Regions from separate parts of the Homo sapiens genome. Here region 1 is linked to region 2. A link is a contact called in ENCODE Hi-C data. All regions are on one chromosome and are shown on one strand. The core of a region is the stretch at or near the end of the contact, and the rest is flanking DNA. Distances in the headings are between cores, read along the strand shown. Region 1 holds the start of DSEL-AS1 (DSEL antisense RNA 1). Region 2 holds the start of PHLPP1 (PH domain and leucine rich repeat protein phosphatase 1).

The links. Hi-C counts contacts between places; a loop is a spot of excess contacts on that map. Pooled maps may share reads with other maps.
Region 1: a loop to region 2 is called in a map of CD4-positive, alpha-beta T cell, with 10 times the contacts of the local background. The contact joins the promoter of DSEL-AS1 here to the promoter of PHLPP1 in region 2. A Hi-C loop is called at or near these places in 3 of 168 maps with a recorded cell type or tissue (CD4-positive, alpha-beta T cell, CD4-positive, alpha-beta memory T cell and naive thymus-derived CD4-positive, alpha-beta T cell) and 8 of 50 pooled maps.

The regions. Positions count from the first base shown.
Region 1 is chr18:67,514,878-67,518,990 of GRCh38, reverse strand. DSEL-AS1 (DSEL antisense RNA 1) reads right to left here and starts at 2,445. Exons shown (of 5, transcript NR_033921.1): 1 at 2,242-2,445. DSEL (dermatan sulfate epimerase like) reads left to right here and starts at 2,271. Exons shown (of 2, transcript NM_032160.3): 1 at 2,271-2,630; 2 at 3,499-4,113.
Region 2 is chr18:62,713,965-62,718,107 of GRCh38, reverse strand. It overlaps PHLPP1 (PH domain and leucine rich repeat protein phosphatase 1), which reads right to left and starts at 2,567. Exons shown (of 17, transcript NM_194449.4): 1 at 849-2,567. The coding sequence starts at 2,424. RefSeq lists silencers at 984-1,103, 1,204-1,303, 1,614-1,753, 1,964-2,193, 2,544-2,833 and enhancers at 1,184-2,146, 3,104-3,213, 3,304-3,363.

The DNA of each region.
Region 1 (4,113 bases), core at 1,196-3,695, 4.8 Mb before region 2:
GTCTGTTCAAAATGAATTAGTCTGAAAGCCCATCTGAGAATGCTGGGAGGCTAGCTGCATCCCCACTGCTTCAGCACAGATGCATGGGGCAGAGCTGAAAGGCCACAATGTCGGTACCTGAATTCATTCTTCTCTAAAGTGAAAATGATCATACTGATATTTCAAAATCTGAAAACAACATTGGAAGAATATTTGCCTGGCAGATGTTCGCGCATTAATTCTCTCTGACTCACCTTGCCCTCGCATCATGAGACACTTTGAATCCATAGAAATAACCCTGCCCCACACTTTGTTCTGAGAAATGTTCTGTACATCTAGTAGCTGTGTTTACTAACCCTAAATTCTAGGCTCCCCTCTGCAAACAGATAGGAATCTCTGGAGTCAGCTCCCCGTTTCCCCCAACTCTACTCTCTCATAAATGTGGTTGGAGGCCATGGGTCCTCTTCCTCTATCAGGGGCCATGTAGAGGCACAATCCAGATTTTACAGGAAGTTGTGTCAGAAGAGGATCCTTGTTTGGGAATAAACCTCAGTGGAGGAGACGAGGCTCTGTATCAGCCCAATTGTTCGAGGTTCAACTCATTTCAAAAGCAGATATAGTACTTACAAAGGGGACTTGAGTGCTACTCATGACTTGAAGGAGTTTTGAATAGGGTACAGGAGTCAACCAGTTGAAATAGAAAGCAGAAAATAAACAACCTAAACGGCCGAATATAGGTACAAATGATATAGTTCTGGAGTAATACATTCTGGCTAGGGAAACTTAGGAGTTATTTACAGAAGAATGTAAGCATCTGAGTTGAGACCTGGATGATCAGATAATTTCAACAGTCAGAAGAATTTTAACTAGTAAGTGGGGTGGTTGGGTAAAGGACACTGTGAGGGAAAGAATGGAATAAGCATAGTTACTGAAGCACCCAAGCAAAAGCAAGTGTGGCTATTTGGACTGGGCTAGGGGTTACTACGGGGCCAAAACAGAAGAGTGATGAGGAGTTAGAGGCCACATTTCACCTCAAAGTTAAATGATTTGAAATTTATTCTGCTAGCAGTCGTCTACTGTTTGATTTTCAGCAGCAAATGATCTAAGCAAGACATTTATTTTTAAAATGTTAAAATATATCTTATTAAATATTACCAAAATAGTATGGGAAATGAAGAGACTGAATGTGTTACTAATCCCCAACTGAGAATGGAATTGTTCATTTGTGAAGCTTGATATTTCCCTGTATTTTTATTACTACTAAGCTATTATTTTTTACATTTGAGGTCAGAGCTTGGGTTGGTTTATGCCAAAGTGTCATCTCAGCTATCTGTGAGAAGCTCCATGTGTGGAGTGCAACAGGAGTCCCAGCCTGCTCTAGGATTTCCACGACCTGGCACTGCACTCACATGTCGTAGTAGCCGGGGCACACTGCCTTCTCCTGTCTGCATGTAGGTCTTTACCGAATACCAGGTCCCATTTTTAAATAAGAGGCTCCTTCTACTTGTTTGTCCCATGCTTCCCCTATTTATACTGCCTGAGAAATTGTTTTCCATCAGTAAAGCTGATTAGTCTTTTCTGTTTTCCCTTGATCTTTGTTAGCATCTGGGCTACAGAAGTTGTCCTCCTATATTAATCTGGGTATTTCGGTTTTGCTTTTCCAAAGGACAGCAAGCTCAGCCAGGCTGCCTCTCAGTTCCAAGGGAGTGCTCATTCCCTCCTTCCCCAGCCCTTGCTCTTTCCAAAAGGATGATTTCTGTCGTCCCAGGGCTTATCCCCTCCCACTCCAGCTCCTCCCATCATTTGAGTCAATCCCACAGCCCCCACTATGGCTCTATTATATAGTTGTCGTCTTCCCATAACCAAAAGGTTTTAACGCCAGCCTGGCAGCGTCTTTAGACTCTCGCACTCCCAAACTGTCCCCTCCTCCAGCTCGACTCCTCCGGGAGCGCGCGGCCACCGCTGCAAGCCCAGAACACAAACGCCTAGAGCTTCCTCCGCTTAGAAACCCGGGGCGCTTGGCCCCGCCTCACCTGCTTTCGGCCCCGCCCCGCCCGCCGCCGGCCTGCTCACGGCTCCTCCCGTCCTCCCCGAAGCCCCGCCTCTGACCCCGCCCTGTCCTGTCTCCGTCCCGCCCCACGCCCGCCAGCCAGCGTCGCTGTCTCTCGCCTTCCCTGAGGCCCCGCCTTCAGCCCCGCCTTCAACCCCGCCCCGTCCTGCCTCCGCCCCGCCCCCGCTTGCCGGCCCGCGTCGCCGTCTCACCCTCCCCGGGCTGCGCGGCCGGAGCTGGCACAGAGGATCCTCGGCCGCGGCGACATCACCGCCTGGGCACGCGGGCGCTGCTCTGGATACGGCGCCACCGAGAGAACCCGCCGCCCGCGGGTCTCTGTCCTGCGGTCCGTGGTTGCCCCCACAAGCGTCCGGCGTTTCCTGAGGGCGGGCGTGTCCGGGCCGTGCGGGTCGCGGGGACCGAGCGCGGCTGAGGAGACCGAGCTGGGGCAGCGCCTGCCGTAGCGCGGGAGACGACGCGGGGGTCTTGCGGAGCCCCGCGGGAGCCTGGCCCGCCGTGCAGAGCAGTTTTCTGGAACTCTCCACCTCCGTCTCCCTTGGGGCCCAGTGCGGCGCCGAGCCCCCGTCGGGATCTGCCTGAGGTAAGCGGACTTGGTGGCTCAGGGGTCTCTCGCCATCCTGCCTCACTCAGCCCCAGAGCGGGGAGCGGAGAATGGGGGCGGCAGGGTCGGAGGACGCCAGTGAAAAAATGCAACAGGCGGGGCGGATCAGGAAACTCCTAGCCTGAATGTTTCCTACAGAGGGGAGACTTGTCCAAGACTGAAACTTGCTTAGGTTCTTCCAGCCGCGGACGGGCACGGAGAGGCGTCTTTCGACACCGGGGTCCGAGCTCCCTCTGGCGGCTCCACCTGAGGACAGGGACTCGGCCACAGGTGAGCGCCGAGCGCGGAGCTCCCGCCCCTCGGCTTGGCGCCTGGTCACGATTCGCGGTTACCCCGCCGAGAAAAGTGACTGGTCCGAGTAGTTCTCATTAGGAAGATACCTTCTGATCCCATGAACTCTAAACCTTCCCCCGGAATTAAAAAAAAAAAAAAAAAAAAAGATCTTTTCAACTTTCAGTTTTTTGTCCCTCGGTCCTTGGGAACAAGAAATAACAAGGATAGCAGGACTCATCTTTGTGTAAACTGCATTTGAATACAAACATTTTTTAAGTGACTGAAGCCACGTTAGTGGCGTTAAACTATAGATATTGTCGGGAGAGTTCTATCTTGTATATTTTGTATTGTTAGTTGCTTGTCTTCTGCTGACGGTCACTGGTTTCCAAATAAGTGCGTGTAAATGGATAAGAAAAAAATCACTTGCCCTAGCTTAGGTTGCAGATAATATGAGATTTTACTGTGATTCTAAAATTTCTATTAAGTGATTGCAGAATGTTTAAGTCATCAGTTTATATTCATTCTCAGCATACCTGAAGCCTCAGAGAATTTTTATTTTGTCCCCCATCCCCAGAAAAGTGTCATGAAAAAAGAGCAGAAGAGAGACCTCACTGTTGCTGAAAGGGGAATTTTCTTTCCCCGTTGGCGGTTACTTCATGATCGGACGAGAAGTATCTAGGTGACTGAAGATATTCCATTTTTATGTTTGTACACATGAAGCTGATAAAAGAAGATGTGAACATGATTTCTCTTTGTCATAATAGGCTGATGAGTAAGTAAGCCTGAAAAATATTTGAAATGAAGGCAAGAATTTTGAATTTTTAAAAACCAACTAAGACTTTGATCACTTGTTGAGGATGTTTCTCTCTCATAAATGAAAGAAAAACGTATTCACAAGACAAGAAGTATAAAAAGTTGAGAGGAATGACAACTGAGTCCACTCACTCGAAGAATGTCAGTACTTCATCATCTTCTTTGGGCAAACATACACAAATGCATCATACATGTGTGGTGAGCTTATCACCAGTGATGGTTTTCTGTGCTAGAAATGACTCTTAATTTGAATTTTGGAGTGCTTTTTCTCTTTTTTTACAATGTGTGTTCCAACTCTTTGTGTTAAATAGATTTAAGTAAAGGAGGTAAATGCTAAATTCATAGTGTTTTTTACCTGTATCACTTCCCTGTGTAT
Region 2 (4,143 bases), core at 1,318-3,817:
CAGCCAAAAGAGAAACATTACATGGGTCACCCCTAGTCAAGAATTTGCTAATGTACTGAAACAAGACGGGGGAAGATTTCAGGACACATCTGAAGAAATAGCAACCACTTAAATCCTTCTTGTGAACCTTCCTGCAAGGCGTATTGCGGTGGTCAGTTCTGACCATAAAGGCTGGAAGAAAATGAGAGAAACAGGCAAAATCTTTTTTTTTATGCAAGACAAACTTGCAGACGAAACAGAAATCGAGCAAAAAAAGCGCTGGGGAAAAGTATCAGTTAAAAAGGCACCCTTTTGTCAGATTTCTAATGAGGGCTCCGTGGGTAATTTATGAGTGTGGCAGAGCTGAATAAACAAAGGCACCAGTTGACAAGTCAGGAGCTCCCGGTGGCACATACAGCTAGAACGCTCAACTGGACAGTCAAATGCAGGCAAAAGTGTGATAGAGCATTTTTATTGTCATTTCTTCTGTCCGTCTTATGCTCACGTGACAGTTTACCTGAAATCCCAAACTGCCTGAAACCCAACATGCCCCTGAGGAAGCACCTTTATGGTTAAAGGTGCTCTTGCCGCTTTCAGAGGGATCTGCTTCCTGTACTTCCTGGTGATTCAGCCACCTCTTTCACATTGCTTTCCAACCTCTGAGCCCTCAAGATTGATAAAACGTGCAGATTTAAAGATTGCTCAATCTAGTACTACACAGACTGTATGAAAAAGCTGTAAAGTTTAAGACAAAGACTCATCAGGACCCGCACTTACTCTTGGGTTGGGCAAACTGACAAGCAATTTGAATCACTCCTCGGTCCTCGGCAGCTTTTGCAACCACCCGTCAAGGCAGGTGACTTCCTTACCTGCATAGAAGCGGATGAGGCAGCCAATCTCCGAGTCCATGCCTTCCTCCTGCACCCTCCACAGCTCCCCAAATCCCAGTTGGAAGAGGTAGTCATTTTGGATCTGCAATGGCTTCTCCTCCGCCTCCAAGCGCCGGGTGGTCTCTCCGTGGAGCTGCACGTACAGGGTGGGCGGCGGGGGCGGCGGAGGCGCCTTCTCCGCGGTCACCCCGCTCCTCCCGGGGGTAGACTGGAGGCCTCCCGGGGCCACGGCTGCCGCTGCCTTCTCCTCGCACGACCCCTCGCGGACGGCCCCGCCCGGGCTGTCAATGGCCCTCGGGGCTTTCTGCTGCGGCTGAGGCGAGGAAGCCGTCTGGGGAAGCGGGAGGGGCTGCGCGGGGTGGCCGGGACGGCGGGGCTGGCCCGGGACCCCCGTCGGGGCCGAGGCTGCGTCGGCCTCGAGCTCTTCCGACGACGACGAGGAGCCGCCGCCGCTGCTGTAGGGGTCCAACCGGTCAGACACGCTCTCGGCGCTGGGACTCAGACTGAAGCTCTCGGTGTCGGAGACCACAGGCCGTGGGGCGCGGGGCGAAGAGACAGGGCCCCCAACGAACGGCTCGCCGGGGCTGGAGTCCGAGGGCGCTGGGCTGGCGCGGCGCGACCACCCGCCCGGGCCGCCGACGGGCAGGGGTAGGTCGGCGGGGGGCGCGCGCGGAGGCCCCCCGAAGGCACCCGGCGCGCTCCTCGCGGGCGGTACCTCCGAGTCCCGCGGCTCCGGGGGCGCCAGCCGGGGGCCGGCCTCGGGGGGCGGTTCAGCGGGCTCCCGGGCGGCGGCGGCTCCGGGCCCCTGGCCCAGCACCTTCACCACGCCGCCGCCTTTGTGGCCCAGCTGCAGCAGGCGGGCGGCCACCTCGCCGGCCGTGGTGTCCAGTGTGCAGAGCACCGGGCGCAGGTAGGTCGAGGCCATGTGGCGGTCGAAGACGTGCACGCAGCCGCGCTGGAGCTGGTGCCTCACCCAGTCCCGGTCCGACGGCTGCAGCTGCAGCGTCTGCCGGTGCTTCAGAAGCAGCGTCTTCCTGTCCAGGCTCCGGGTGCACAGCGACGCCGAGGCCGAGCAGGAGGCGGGGAGGCCGGCAGCGCCGGGGGAGTGCGAGGCAGCAGCGGCCGAGGACGACGACGACGAGGAGGCGGCCGCGGCGGCCGCGGACAGATTCCTCTTCAGCCGCCCTCTCCTCAGCAGGAGGGAGTTGGCGCCGCCGCCGGCCCCGGGTACGGGGGCAGCCCCGCCGGCAATGGGCTGGGGCGCCCCGCGCCGCCTCCTGCGCCCGGCACCCCCCGCTCTGCCCGGCAGCGGCCCCGGCGGCGCCTCGCCTGGGGCCTCTTCCCGCGCCCCGCTGCCGCTGCCGTTCCCGCCGCTCGGGGCCGCCGGGGTCAGCGCGGGCTCCGGACTCCGGCCGCCCCCGGCCGCCGCCGCCAGAGCCGCCGCGGCCGCCGCTGCTGCTGCTGCTGCCGCAGCGGCGGCCGCCGGAGCCGAAGCTCGGTCCTCCCTGCCGAGCTCGGGGAGTCGCTGTACCGTGGCCGCGGCGGCGGGCTCCATTGCAGTGGGGCTTCGCGTTTCCCCCCCAGCTCCGGAGGCAGCGGGCGGAGAGGGAGGCGATGAGGCGGAGGTGGGAGACGGCGGCGGCGCGCGGAGAAGGGAGAAGCCAATGGCGTTGTGCGCGGCCGTTCCAGGGGATTATGTGGCGATTCGGAGCATTCCGTCGGTGTCTCAGTGTTCCATCCCGCGCGCCCGCCTCGCCGCCACCGCCCCCCCGACACACGCCCTCCCCGCCCGGGTCGCGGGCTCCCCAGCGCCGGCCCCGCCCGCTACCCCCGCCTCAACCCGGCGAACCAGCCGCGGATCTGGGCTCATTGAATATTAATCATGCGCCGGGAGCGGGAAGGCGGGAGGCTGGCAGGGCGGGAGGGCCGCGTGTGCCTCATAAATATTCATCGCCGGCATGACGGCATTCCAGGGAGGAGTGGGGAGAGCCAGGGGATGGCCGGAGGCGGAGCTTCAGGGTAAACAAACGTGACGCGTGCGTACGAGGGCGGGGTGGGGGGCAGTTTCCCGGGAGGTTCCTGAGCCGGCCTCGGAGAGGGCAGTGAAGACCGACGCGCGCGGTAAACCTTGGGAGTTGTGGTTCTCGTAAGGGGATCGGCAATCCCGAGGGAAACATGGTGGACTACAAGTCCCAGCGGTCCTTTGGTTCTGCTTCTCCTGGCCGCCAGCAGCTGGCCGTGGCCAGTGAGTATTGTGCCCTCTGCCGTTGAACTCTGTGCCAGAGTTCTTAATGAACACGAATGCTCATGTTCATTAACTTGTATTTTACCCGCACTCCAGCTTGCCAGATGACTTTTATTTTCCCTACTAATTAAAGGTGAGGGCTTTCAGGGACTGTAAACGTACGAAGGTCGCAGGTCCTGGTCCTCACCTGCGCCCATTGTATGAGATAGAGATACACACCCGTCACACCACAGCATCACTGGCAGTCTGAGTGGGCCAACCTCACTTTTTCCCCACTTTTTCAAGACCCAGGAAGACAGGCAGCGTCTGGGAATTCTAACTGAGGCTGTCGTTGAATGTGCTTGTTCGAAGGCACAACCCTAAGTCTGTCCTCTCCCTCTCCTGTACCTGAAAAGGAAAATAGCAAAGGACTGAGGTTTCATTGTTTCCCATTGCTCTTGAAGTCTGAAGTAGTTTAATGACACAGAAAGCACTGGTAAGTAGAAGAAACATTAGAATGGAGTATGAGATGGGCTTTTTCCACGTGTTCTGTCTTAACGTCTTCTCTGGTTTTTTTCTTTCATCATTCAGGGAAAAAAAAAATAGTTTCTACTGCCACAATGTTTAGTCGTGGTCTGAAAAGTTGTATTTTTCGTCAGTTGAATCAATGTTGTAATCATTGGGCAGTTTACTATTTAAAAGAATGTTGTACACCTTTTTAATTGAATTACCATTCCCCCAATTGCTTTGTAATTCGGGATTTTTCTTTTCTTTTTTTCTTTCTTTTTTCTTTTTTTCTTTTTTTTTTTTTTTTTTTTGGCCACAGAGTGGGTCTGTCGTCCAGGCTGGAGTGCGGTAGCGCGATCTGGGCTCACTGCAACCTCCGCCTCTCGGGCCCAGGTGATTTTCCCACCTCATCCTCCGAGTAGCTGGGACTACAGGGCTTGCCACCAAGCCCGGCTCATTTTTTGTATTGTTTTAGTGGGGGTGGGAAGTCCCTTCATGCTGCCCCGGCAGGTCTCAAGCGATCTGCCCGCCTCAGCCTCCCAA